Linked DNA regions of Homo sapiens: region 2 is linked to region 1. The links are chromatin contacts, found by Hi-C or POLR2A ChIA-PET in ENCODE. All regions are on one chromosome and are shown on one strand. Each heading gives the region's core, a stretch centred on a gene start or an enhancer-like site at or near the end of the contact. The rest is flanking DNA. Distances are from core to core; before and after follow the strand shown.

Region 1 (7,007 bases), core at 355-2,854:
TCCTTGAAAAGAGTGCTTTCGGGCTTCCCTTTGGTAGCTGGGTCCCCCACCCCGCACCCCCACCCCCTCAACTTTGAAGTTTTGACTCTCTTTCTCAACACCTGAAAAGACAGGCTGAGTTTCACCTTGGGAAAATGCAAAATAGTCAGCTGCAGTGAAGAAAAAATGATTTGCAACCTCAGTCACAGATTTCTTTGAAACACTGTTGTAAAGGGAATTCTGAAAGGACCACTGACTCATTTCAGACAGTGAGCCAGGGTGAATGTTTAATGTGGTGAGTCGGTGACCGAGGAAACCACTTCTCTTTTGGAGCTGTTCATTCTGACTCTTCTTATCTGGGTGCCTTTACCAAACAAACAAGTATCATCTCTTACTTGGGGACACCTGGTTGGCATTTGCAAAAAGAAAGGAGTTCCAAGAAGAGCTAAAATTATCAACAGCAGAGACAGCTCAGTTTCTGCTATCTACGGGTTCACCCACAGGGATATCATAATCAAGAAGCAAAGTGATCGATTTGGGAAGTGAGGGGTGAAGGAACAAAGATTCATAAAGAACAATGGGATTGGAGGTATAAAATATACCCTGCTCCCCATACCCAAAATGGAAAGTGCCACTTGGTAGGTGGCCATGTGCTGCATAAAACATAGCAGACAGTTAATGTCAACTCAAACCATTCTAGCAAGACATTAACTTAGAGGAAACGCCAGGAAACTGAGAGGTTGGAAGAAAGAAGAGGTGTATTCCTATGGACAGCTAGCTGCGAGGTCATCCTAGTCTGTTGCTGGTACATTCTACTTCAACCTAGAGCTGACAGCGTAGAAAAGTATGACTCATCTCTAAATAAGATCCCTGGACAGACTCATGGAAGTTCTGCTGCTCCCCAGAGAAGATCACCTGGTGGTCATAGGTTTAAAGACCTTACGAGGCTGGCCCATGGGCCGAGATGCCATTGTGCAGGGCAGCAAGGCCCACTTAGGTAAGAATATACCACATGATTGGCCTCACTGTAGAGGCCATCCCTCGCTTGGAAGCCATCTGGAAGTAGATTTGAACTTCTAAGTGACATCTTAAACAGCCCAAGTCCCAGTGATCATTAAGATCCCTGTGACCAAAAGAAGAATCTCTCCTGATCACTTGTGCACTCCTCAGGGACCAGGCAGGAAACATGGGGGCTGGGCTGCTGCCTTGAAAGCAGCCTTTTGTTACCCCCTCACACTGGAGCAGCTGTAAGAAATGGGTGGCTGCTGGCTGAGTGCAGTGGCTCACACCTGCAATCACAGCACTTTGGGAGACTGAGGCAGGAGGATTGCTTGAGGCCAGGAGTTCAAGACCAGCCTGGGCAATAGAGTGAGACCCCATCTCTACAACAAAAATTAGCTGGGCATGGTGGCACACACCTGTAGTCCCACCTACTTAGGAGGATGAGACAGGAGGGTTGCTTGAGCCCAGGAGTTAAAGGCTGCAATAAGCCATACTCACACTACTGCACTCTAGCCTGGGTGACAGAGTAAGATCCAAGAAAAGAAAAGAAGACAAGAAAAGAAAAGAGAAAATAAAAGTGGCTGCCACCCCCCTGCTCACCATCAGCTTCTGGGGGAACCCAGTGAGGCACCCATCTGCTATGGGTATGAGAGAGAACATCAAGCATCTGGCTTTCCTGATCTTAATGTCTCTTCACATTAAGAATGAGGTGAGCTTCTGATTCTCTTGTCCTGCTCCTTCCACCATAGTCTCTATATGGGCTTTTATCTTCTAGAGAGGAGCACGCCCACCCCAGGACTGGTACCCAGCAGGTGTACCACCAATGTTGATGATACTGATGACTAGACTTGCAGCAGGAGGCAGGCACTATTATTATCTCCACTTCACAGATGAAGAAACTGAGGCCCTAATCCATCAAGTAACTTGCCAAAGCCCCTCTGCTAGTGAGCCCAGGTCTCTTAGGATGAAGGGAGGAACTGAGTGTGTCAGAAGCTCTTAAACAGCACTGCCCCCTCCCTGATTCCAGCAGTGTCAGTCTCCTGCCGCTGGGCTCCCACCTACTTGTGTTTGCAGTCTCACTTGTGGGTTCGAGGTCATAACTCTCTGTCGCTCCTCAAGTGCTCGTCACACCCACTGTTCCCTGGTTTCATTTGTACATTGGGGTTCCAACTGTCAGTCCCCAGCCGGCACACAGGTTTCACTTCCCTGAACCCTAATTCACTCATTTTTGAAATAGGGATCTATCTACCAGAGTGGGTGTGAGAAATAAGAAACGGGGTATAAATATAAAGCCTGCAGGAGCCCCACCATGACGCTGTTCACGCCTTAGTGAGCACTTCACAAACAAAAAGCACCGTGATGAGGTATTTGTGTCCTTTCATAACAATCTTCTCTCTCAACTCTGGCTGACATCAGAATCACCTCGAGCATTATTTGAAAAGGCGAATGCTCAAAGCCCCGCCCCAACCCTGCCAAATCAGAAACAACCAAGGTGGAGGTCCTGGAATCTGAATTTACTTTATAGTAAACAGCGCTACCTGTTAATGCAGGGATCAGGGCCAAGCTAACGTTCATCCCACAGGGAGGTTCTATAAGGGATTCCTGCCGAGAGTGGGAGGTAGGTTTAGAGGACCTGAAAGCTCCTCCACAAATAACAACCCCCTTATGTAGTTGGTTCTCGGTTGATAGCTCCCTGCTGCAAGCAGTGTGGTGATCAGTGTACAGAGAAATATTTTTTCCATCCTATTCCACACTGGTCGTGTCCCAAGCTCCACTCTCTGGCAGCCCAAGTAGGGGTAGATAGGCTCTGGGCACCAGACAAAAACTGTATTCCCTTTAGGGCTGCCTTTCCTCTGCGGAACATGAAGATCACTTTTAACAACCACAAAGTTTCATGAACCACCAGATGAAAGCCAATCGTGCTGGTAGTGTGGTAATGTCTGTTGACGAACAACATTCGTTTTTGGCTTTTTTTTTTCTTTTTTTTTTTTTTGAGACAGGGTCTTACTCTCTCACCCAGGCTGGAATGCAGTAGTGCAATCTTGATTCACTGCAACCTCCGTGTCCCAGGTTCAAGCGAATCTCGTGCCTCGGCCTACTGGGTAACTGGGATTACAGGCGCCTGCCACCACACCCAGCTATTTTTTGTATTTTTAGTAGAGATGGCGTTTCACCATGTTGGCCAGGCTGGTCTCAAACTCCTGACCTCAGGTGATCCACCCACCTCAGCCCCCCAGAGTGCTGGGATTACAAGCATGAGCCACCGTGCCCGGCCCAAACAACATTCTTAAACACACACACACACACACACACACACACACACACACACACACACACAAAACTCCTATGAATTCAAGACACTTCCAAACCAATTCCATATTTTATGAATCACAATAGCATCCACATGCATTTCAAAAATTGTAGCACATTATATATTCAATCTACAGGAAGATTTGGCACTTGGGGGTATTTAGACCCTTCACAATAACTTCCCTTGGGGTCCACTGCTCACAGATTGAGAACCAGCCTGCACCACCTGACAGAGTCAAAGGTCAGTGATGAGCTCACCTTACCCCCCACATTCCCCTTTCCAGTAAATCACCCAAAAACCCAACTGTGGAAGAGCATGTTTGAGATGAGCCACTGGTAAGTAACCGAAGGGCCAGAAACATAATCTGAGGCCAAGAAGGAAAGAGAAAATGGGTCTGAAAACAAACAAATGGATGAGAAGGAGAAAGCTGAGGTGTAAAGACCAGGCGGAAATCTATTTGGATAGCTCAGGTGGAAAGTTTTAAAAGTCTGGGCTAGCCACACAGTGGTGGGAATTGCAAGGCTGCTAATGGATAGAAGAGATCTTGGAGAACCAGCATATGATGACTCACTGATGTGAGAAAGAAGGAGGAGGTGAAGGAAGCCTGGAATTTCAGCTAAGATGTGAAGAATGGAGCCACACTCTGAGAACCTACATATAATAACAAGTTATATTTAGGGCCAGCTTGGAACTGCACTCTAAGAACCAAAGTTGGACACTCAAAAGTAGACCAGGACACTTGGCAAAGCAACAGTTATAAGGGACCAAAGGTCTGGAAGCAAAGGGTGCCTATTTTCCTTAAGAACGACTGTGATAAAATTTACAGATAAAGGCATAAGTCTAGAGCAAGTTATTTTCAATGTTCTGCTAAAAATTATATTTGCAGTTAAGGAGTCCTGAAATTATTTAAACTTCGGGTGCCTTGGTATGACATTCCAACAATGTGCCCAACCAGGAAGTGGGTGCTGTAGTGGTAATGTGGACTGCCGTAAAGCTCAGCTTCAGAGTCCATCTCTCCTGCAAAACTTTCCCAGGGCACATTGGGTTGGAACAACTTGTTTCTCATCTGAACTACTGAGCCCCAACCCTGCTCATTCTGATACTATTGGTCTGATGGGGGACACTATCAACTCCTTATTTTCTGTGTAATTCATCTTTAACCATAAAAGTTACACATGATTGTATTGGAACTATTATTACATCACAGATGTTGATTTGAACTCGTATTTAAGCTTCTTGTGACACTTGCTTCTTTCCTTCTGCCTTTCTTCCCATAGAAAAAAGTCCCCAGCACTAACTGATACCCACATACTGATTTCTTTGATCTAACAAATGTCCTTCCCCCTAAAATCCAGATTTGGCCTTACCCAGGTAGTAACCTTAGAAATGTAAGGAAAGGATCTCAAAGCCTGCATTTTTTTTTGTCTGCCAAGTTTTGCCACCTCCGATCGTTGTTGTTTGAGATGTGACAGGAGATGAAGTCACTTCGATGACATAAGTAACAGGATATCATTGTGCTACACAAAAGCCCACAAGTCAGATGCAGGTGGTGACTGAGAAACCAACATACAAACTTTGAAAAATACAAGGGTAAGCCTTCAGACTTTCTCTAAACAGCATCCCCTCCCCTCCGAAATAGTCTCTCCCCTTGACCTCCATTCTTCACATCTTAGCTGAAATTCCAGTCTCCCTTCATCTCTCCCTTCTTTCTCAGCCCCACATCAATAAGTCACCAGATGCTGGTTCTCCAAGATCTCTTCCACCCATTAGCAGCCTTGCAATTGCCACCATGTGTGGCTAGCCCAGACCTTTACAACCTTCCACCTGAGCTATCCAGATAGATTTCTGTCTGGTCTGTCCACCTTAGCTTTCTCGTTCCAATTCATTTGACACTACATTTATAGATTAATTATTCTAAAGCCAAGCTCTGAGCATATTATTCTCCAACCCCAAATCTTCATAGTTTTGCTGTTACTTGATAGAATAAAGTCCAGACCTCTTAGCCTTGTCTATAAAACCATCTATGCTCTGGCCTAATGTACCCCTGCAGACAGAACTCCAGCCTATATTCCAGTCAAACTAGCTGATCCCTGTTTGCAGCTCCAACGTTTCATTCATGCCTTCTCACTTGAGTCAGGCTTTCCTCCTTCCTGCTGAATACCTTCCAATCAATACCTACCCATTCTTCACATGCCTTTCCTATGTGAAAGGCCTCCTCTTTCCCTGCTGGGCCTTGTTTGTACTTCACTTGCACTGCCCATCCTGCTCTGGCTTTTATCACAGTTTTTTATGTCCCTATTTTATCTCCCATACTGGACTTAGGTGTCTTGAGGCTAAGGACTGTATGCTATTCATCTAGTGTCTCTCCCAGCACCTAGCAGAGCTCTGCACATTGTAGGCACTCAAAATAGTTTGTGGAAAGAAGGAAGGGAGGAAGAGGAGGAAAGATAGGAGGATGGAAGGAAGGGGGAGAATGAAGAGACCTCAGAAATAAAAGAGAAGGAAATCAAAAGGGGCAAGAGGGAGTAGGAAGAGAAGCCACTGTAGAAGAAAGCAGGTCATGAAGATACACGGAAAAAAATAAAATGCTATGGGATAGATCCCGGGCCATGTGAGAGTATGAGTACCAGATTTGCAAGGGAGAAGAACTGAGGAAACTTCCTGGCATCATGAGAACACTCAACACTAGCCTTGGTTTTCTTCAGTGGCAGACTCAGTCACCTTATCTCCCCCACCTTTCACAGCAGAGCTGGGGTCTTTAGGCTGAAAATTGGTTCCTGTGCTTTATGAAACCAGAATGGGTAGATGCTCAACTTCATCTTTTACTTAATCTAGATTTAATTAAAACATTTTATCTTTATGATAACTAACTCTCTTTTTTTTAAGACAGAGTCTCATTCTGCTCATTCCATTACCCAGGCTGGAGTGCAGTGTTACAATCTCGGCTCACTGCAACCTCTGCCTACTGAGTTCAAGCAATTCTTGTGCTTCAGCCTCCAGAGTAGCTGGAATTACAGGTGCATGCCACCATGCCTGTCTAATTTTTGTATTTTTGGTAGAGATGGGGTTTCCCCATGTTGGCCAGGCTGGTCTCAAACTCCTGACCTCAAGTGATCTGCCTGCCTTGGCCTCTCAAAGTGCTGGGATTACAGGTGTGAGCCACTGTGCCCAGCCCAACTTTTAATTAATGTCATTCTAGTTTACAAAATAGCCTTATAGATTACCCTAGACAGTTCTCACAGCATTCCTGCTACATACATAGTTAATGGGATTCCCTGATAGCTGCCTCAGAGCGTGTGGTGAGCTCCTCGTCTTACACTGCTGTCTCATTTGCTGCTCACTGACATCTCCATTACTCCCTTAACACCAAGTCGCGCTCAGAGAGACCCATCTACTCCAGTTTCCAGAGTACAGCCTGCTGCTTTACACGTCCAAGTCTTTGCCCAGATGGTTCCCTGGGTAGAATTTTTTTTTCGAGTCCTTCAACCTCTTCACCTCCAGAAGCCAGGTTTTCTGGGGAGAGAACCAGAGTAGCACCACCCAAGGGACTCTTTGGGGTACTCCCCTGGGTGGTGGGGGGGGGTCCATCACCAGGCAGCCTAAGCCTGGCATGCTGGGGCTGCCTCAGCTTCTATGGAAATTCTGGAAGATGACACAGGGGGACCAGGGAGATTACAGGGCCTGTGCTACTGCCTCGGGCCGGTGAAAAAACAGA
Region 2 (6,758 bases), core at 1,705-4,204, 74 kb before region 1:
ATTGTGGACTTCTCTTCACAGGATGTCAATTCACATTCTTCTATCATCAGCCACATCTAGCTGCAAGAGAGGCTGAGAAATACAGATTCTAGCTGGGTAGCCGTGTGCCTTCTGCAAGTGGGGAAGAGAAATGTCTTATTAAAAATAAAGAAGGCACAATTATTATTCTCTGCCAAAATTAGAACAGTCTGAAAATTCAAATCTCACTGTAATGTACCAGCAATACACAACTATAAATGATGCAATAGAAGGATGAGTAGTACAAATGACATGGTATTAATATAAGGGCCCCAAGGAGAGAGGATTTGTTGTGAGGTTTATGATGGGGATAAAATTTCACCTGGGTCCTGGGAAGCCAATAATCACTAAACTTTCATTTCTTTGAAAGGTAATTTTTAACCAGAGTCCCCAATACCACTAAGGACATCTACTTATTACAACAAATTGTTAGAAAAAAAAACACTGGATCCTTGATAAGACTGAAGCACACACTCAAGACATTCATATCTCCAGTTACTTTGCAAACAACATATTAAACCTCAGGCCTCTCTCTCTTTCTGGTTTTACAAGTGTGTTGTAAGAAGTTAAGCAACTAAAACATCATAAGGAGATAAGAATTAAGTTTAATTTCCTCTCATAGCCCTCCACTCCTCCTGAACAAAGTCATTTCCTAATGTATTGCAAGACAACGTTAATCATCCCCACCCCATTAAATCTATTTGCTTTCATTACATGTTCCTAATCCAGTTGAGTATGGACAAAACATTGGATTTACTTCCCATGAATTTCACCTTTTATTTTAATAACTACTTCCTTTGCCTGTTTTCCCTGGCTTGCCTTTCATCTTCTCCTCCCTAATCCTTCAGCTTCCTCATGATCTGGGATACAGAAAGCTCAAAGAAGCTCTAACAATGCCCTTTCTTTATATCGGCCAGCTCCCATATCCACCCCCAGCTTGATCTACGCCCCACTGGTTCCGAGCATTAGTCTGATCTCAGGGTCAAGAGCATAAGAACTACAGCAAGATATTTTGCAGGCAAAGGTACTGGGCTATGGCAAGCTCCCTCATCCGCTCTGTAACAACATTTGAAGCAGGTGTAAAAAGTCACACCAAACCCGTCTCCCTTCGAAGCACAAGGTCAAAAGGATAAGAATCAAGGGGCTGGTGCAATCCTAGTCATTCTCCTTGTTCACTCCCTCTTGCTGCCAGGTCAGGAGGGTCCAGGGAGAAATTAGCCTCAGAATTATAGTCTGAGCACCTTGGCTTTCCCTAAAATGAATGCTTCAGAAATGCCCAGTAGGCAGATCATTAAAACCTTCTTAAGCATTGTTACGGGAAGGCCTCTGAGAGCCACAAATCTTGCCATAGAGGTACACTATTTATCCAGTCAGCATTTCCATAGCGAGCTGATGGCTGGTGAAGGATTTAACAAGGTGGCCCTCCAAGTCCCTTCACTTTACAAAGTGCCTTTTACAGGTGGGTAGGCTGACCTTGAGCAGGTTCATGTCTTTTCTCTGAACCTGTTTCCTCATCTGTGAAACAAAAGGATTTGATCAAAGCCTACAAGCCTGAGTTGTAAGGAGATGGTTTTAAGTACCCTGTTCCCTCTGTCTATTCCAAAGAGCCTGGATTCCACTCTGGAATGAAATGGTGGTTCTGCCTTGGGAAAACTGGCCCAAACTCAAATAGACTAACTGGTGACAGAAAGGCCATTTAGCCTGAATATTTAATTAGACATTGGGAGTAGACATCTCTCCGGTGTCTGCTGAGCTCGCCACAACCCCCTTTTCTTCCCAACACAGTTCACATGGTTGGGCTTCCAATAGCCCTTCTGGTGGTTAGACCAACTATGGACACCTGACCCACGGACAGCCAATCAGATTGCCTCCCTCAGGAACTGGGGTTGGCAGGTCAATTTCCCCCTAAAACTGAAATCCTAATGTGTTTGTGGGCTGCTCTGGGTTAAAATGGAAAATGCATACTCACTTTCCATTCATTCTTTCTAGTCTTTGAACTTTAAAATGTGAGGTGTTCATTCTCACAGAACCTCAATTGCCTACGTGTATCTGCCCAACAGAACTTACCATTTCTCCTCAAGGTAGGAATGGGGGTGAAAAAATACCAGTTGTGTAACCCCCATTTGGTACCAGAAGAGCTTCCTTGCTGGTTTTCCTGGCTTGGAGGCATGGTGTGGGAGCTTAGGCACATAGACCAGCCTAGAAGGTGAGCTTGAAGATAGCATTAAAGGTAACCACCTGAACTGATGATTCAGAGCTAGAAAGCCCGTACCATTTAATTAGCTCCCTTTGCACTGGCCTCAGTGGCATCTGAATAACATGATCTTGGCACTTACTGCAAGTTGTGAGGCTAATGAGGCTTATCTCTACAGCACTTATATGGACTTTGAAGGCCAGGGCAGTGCAGTGAGGAACAGAGGGGAGTTGTGGAAAGATTATGTAACAGGGCCTCTGGGCTATAAGGCTGCATGGTCAGCCCTATGGACCAAAGAAGAGACTGTTGATCTGCTGATAGGGTGATGACACCCCAGCTTTGCTTTTTATTAGCTGTTCTATTACCGGCAACCACAGCATCCATAGTTAAAATCTAATCTGAATGCTCCTTGAGAATCCTTGGGCGCAGAGGTTCAGAAGAGAGGCTGACAAGCCTTGTGTCTTGTGAACTACTCTGTCCCCACAGCAATGCCCAGACATCTGCGCCACAGCCTGCTCTGACTTCCCTTTTTCTGTGCTTCAAGCAGCCTTTTCCATTCTTTGCACTAAACAAAGTTTGCTATCACTCGCCTCCCTCGATGGTTTCAGGAGGAGAGCTGTTGGTATGTGTGCTCACTTGTGACCTGGTGCTCAAAGCAGTGAACTAGAGAAACAGCCTGGTGGGTGGAGTGTCTAAAAGGAAATCGGGACTCAAGATAAGGAGGAGCAGCCCACTGATGAGCTAGGTGCCCTTGGGCAAGTCCCTTAACTTCTCTGACTTTCTCTTAACTCCTCTGTAAAACAAGCAGAGAGGATAAGGTGATTTTCAAGACCCTATGACTACATGGTGTGATTTCCCTTGCTCCTTCCTCCTGCAATGCCTCCTGTGTCCTGAACAGTTCCTGTGAAAATTACTTCTAGGAAAGGTATTTGCCCCTCCAAAGCCTTTTCCAGATGCTGCTTGCCTGAAAGGGAGCAAGCTCTGATTGGGATTCACCCCACACTTTTTTCCTCTAACACCAGAAATGCTCATTTGTATTGATGACTTGAAGACTGGAAGCCTGTGTTGCTCTGGCGATAGACAGTTGAGTTTATTGGAAGTGAACACCAGGCTTTCAATTCACATCAGTCTGGGTCCTCGGATTTGCATGATTGCACATTCAGAGACAGGCACCTGCACTCGGGGCATCCTTGGCTGCCCACACGTTCCACTGAGCCAACCCCAGCTGCTACAAGCTGCCTGTTTAAACAAGGCCTGCTGGGAGTTGAGCAGGGCTGCTGAGGTGAAACAGTGTGTTAGTGGTTGAGGCTGTTCGCACAGAAGAGTCCCCTCTGTTGACCAAGCCTTTCTGGTAGCTCCTGGGACAGCTGCAAAGGGTGTGCGACCCTAAGGAGCCTCCTCCCTCGTGGGCTGGAGCATCTGCTAAGGCCTGTTCTTCATTCCTACTCAGCATCAGAGTGAGTCCTACCATGCTCAGCTCCTCCACTAGGGAAACCTCCCTGGACCTCAGTCCAAATTCAGAACCTCCTTCATGAAGATTTCATAGTAGCAGACAATCCATAGTTAATGTCAGGGTTTAAGTCCCAACGTTACATTGACTAGCTGTGTAACCCAACGGCTTTTGGAGCCTGTTTCCTCAATTGTAAATGAGGATAATAATATTGCCTACATGGTTGGGCTGCTGAGGATTAAATTAATTAATACATGTTAAACACTTAGAACAGGCCTGGGATGTGGAAAATGCTCACGAAATCTTAGTCATTATTTTGTCATTAATTTGGTTGAGAGAGGTCAGATGTAGAAAGCACCTGGAAAAAGACAATTTAAGTTCATCGTTGAAACGCAGTAATCTTATTTAAGTATCAAAATGTTCCTTGTAAGCAAGATGGAATTGTTTAACTGTGACACTGGGTACTATAAACTGCAAAGTAATCTCTCATGAAATTTTAGAGTTTGAAGATTAAAATGCACTACTTAGAATGCAGTCTGGGGAAAGGGTAGAAGAATGGGAAGAAGGTCTTCTCCTTTAACCAGGTCTGGTAGACCACCCCTCAAGCTTTCTAGTCTCCCTCCCCATGGAATGACTTGCCCCCTTGCTCAGCTCCAAGCAAGAAAACTGAAGAACCGGGAAGTGAAATGATTTTTTGCTGATCTGCGATTCAAGACCAGGTTCATCTGGATCAAAAATCCTTTGCTGATTCTGCCTCTCCATCCAGTCAAGCACTGTGCCAGGCAGACACTCTGGAGGAAACACAGATGTATGACACAGCCCCAAACCCAAGTGTCAGCACTCTGACAGGAGTGCCTAATATTACACAGAAGTTCCGGAATACAGTTGAGAAAACCTCTCAGCAATTGAGAGAGAAAGAGAAAATTAGATGATCAAAGCAAGAGATCCAATATCCAACAAACAGGAATTCTAGCAAAAAAGAGAGAGAATGAAAGAGAGGAAACCATTAAAGAAATTGAATAAAGTTCCTCAGACCTGAAGGACATGAGCTTCCTGAATGAAAAGGATCTGCTAAGGATATAGAACTGTAAGTGGCAGGGAATCCGTCATCATGAAATTGTATATAATCAGGGATGAAGAGAAGATTCTAAAGGCTTCCAGAGAAGGAAAATAAGATAAAAAGGATGAGGCCAGGATGGCACCAGAGTTCTCACCAGCAACACTGGAAACTCGAAGAAAATGGAGCAACACTCCCAAAGTTCTGAGTGAAAACTATTCCCCAGCTAGATTTTAATATCAAGACAAAGTCAATTGAGTGTGAAAGTTTAAAAAGTCATTTTCCAAAAAAAAAGTGAAGTTTTCAAAACATTTACTTCCCATGTACCCTTTTTCAGGAAGTAGTAGATGTGTTCCATCAAAATAAGGGAGTAACCCAGTGGTGTGCTGTAGCTGGCTCAGGCCAGCACCCAAGATTATCTCTTTTCAACTCTGAGTTTAGTGACATCACATTGGTCACTTAAAACCAGCCATGATGGGACTATTGATACCACAGAAATCAGCAAACACTACGAACTAGGGCTTCCCATCCCCCTCAACCCTCCCTGACCCCCAGGTGGTTGTTACATGTACCAGCACACCACTGGGATAAACCAAGAAAGAGAAAGATAAAGGATCTGCTATGGTCTGAATGTTTGTGTTTCTCCAAAATTCGTATGCTGAAACCCAGTCCCCCAGTGTGTTGTTATTAAGAGGTGGAGCCCTCATAAATGGGATTAGTGTCCTTATAAAAGAGGCCTGAGGAAGGTTTTTTGCCTCTTTTGCCCTTCTGCCATGTGAGAACACATAGAAGGTGCCATCCATGAGGAATGGGCCCCCATTAGACACCAAATCTGTTTGTGCCTTGATCTTGAACTTCCCAGCCCGCAGAACTGTGAGCAATAAATTCCTATTGCTTATAAATTACCCAGTCGAAAGTACTTTGTTACAGCAGCCTGAACTAACACAAGACCTTTAGGAGAAAAAGCCCAGTGAATTCCAAACATAATGATGAAGAGAAATCTCAATATACCTGAGAAGAAATCAGATAGAAATAAGGTTCCAGGGCCAGGCATGGTGGCTCATGCCTATAATTCCAGCACTTTGGGAGACCGAGGTGCGTGGGTTACTTGAGGCCAGGAGTTACAGACCAGCCTGGCCAACATGGCCAAACCCCGTCTCTACTAAAAATACAAAAAAAAAATAGCTGGGCATGGTGGCACGCGCCTGTAATCCCAGCTACTCGGGAGGCTGAGGCAAGAGAATCGCTTGAACCCAGGAAGCAGAGGTTGCAGTGAGCTGAGATTGCGCCATTGCACTCCAGCCTGGGTAACAGAGCAAGACTCTGTCTCAAAAAATTAAAAAATTAAAAATAAAAGAAATAAGGTTCCAGAAAAAAATGTCTTTCAAAAAGAAGCTAAGACTGATAAATTATCTGAGAGTTTCAACAATGTTGAGAGATCTTTTAAAACTCTGGTAAAGACTTTAGGGACATATTAGTCACAGATATCAATACCAAGAAAAAAAAGGGTAATTATTAACTACAGGGGAAATACAACATTCACAAAACAGAAGGAATTGTAACTGTAGTACATTATTTGGCTCTGCTATAAATAATGTTGATATAATCACAGTGAAAGGAATATTAATATTGATGTGACTAACACTACAATATAACTATCAAAATAATGCAATGAGGGAAACTGGGAGACATTAAAAGTAGTAGAATACTTTCTAAATCTAGGAAAACAATAAATAAAATATAATATAAAAAATTTGTAGCATAAGCATGTTATATAGAATTAAGAAAAGGCTGGGCATGGTGGTTCATGCCTGTAATCCTAGCACTTTGGGAGGCTGAGACAGCAGATCACTTGAGCTCAGGAGTTCAAGTCCAGCCTGGACAACATGGCGAAACACTGTCTCTACAAAAAATTCAAAAAAAGTATATATATATATCCAGGCATGGCGGCCTATGCCTGCAGTCCCAGCTACTTGGGGGGCTGAGGCAGGAGGATCACCTGAGTCTAGGAGGTCAATGCTGCAGTGAGCTGAGATCAC

What was found. Hi-C counts contacts between places; a loop is a spot of excess contacts on that map. ChIA-PET counts read pairs that join two places held with the same protein, here RNA polymerase II (POLR2A). Pooled maps may share reads with other maps.
Region 2: a map of OCI-LY7 shows a loop between it and region 1 (6-fold over the local background). The contact joins two enhancer-like sites. A Hi-C loop is called at or near these places in 13 of 168 maps with a recorded cell type or tissue (B cell, CD14-positive monocyte, CD4-positive, alpha-beta T cell and 8 more), 36 of 37 single-sample maps with no recorded cell type and 19 of 50 pooled maps. POLR2A ChIA-PET finds 5 or more read pairs at or near these places in 17 of 52 experiments (B cell, CD4-positive, alpha-beta T cell, CD4-positive, alpha-beta memory T cell and 13 more).

The regions. Positions count from the first base shown.
Region 1 is chr2:136,127,573-136,134,579 of GRCh38, reverse strand. No RefSeq gene overlaps it. Among named protein-coding and RNA genes, the nearest start is that of CXCR4, 13 kb to the right of the region's middle. Within about 2 kb of position 1,604, at least 11 of the 41 ENCODE cell types and tissues checked have a DNase peak (open chromatin) inside an H3K27ac peak, as active enhancers do; they include B cell, CD14-positive monocyte, OCI-LY7 and 1 more, where a contact is called at or near this core.
Region 2 is chr2:136,203,512-136,210,269 of GRCh38, reverse strand. No RefSeq gene overlaps it. Among named protein-coding and RNA genes, the nearest start is that of CXCR4, 89 kb to the right of the region's middle. Within about 2 kb of position 2,954, at least 7 of the 41 ENCODE cell types and tissues checked have a DNase peak (open chromatin) inside an H3K27ac peak, as active enhancers do; they include B cell, CD14-positive monocyte, OCI-LY7 and 1 more, where a contact is called at or near this core.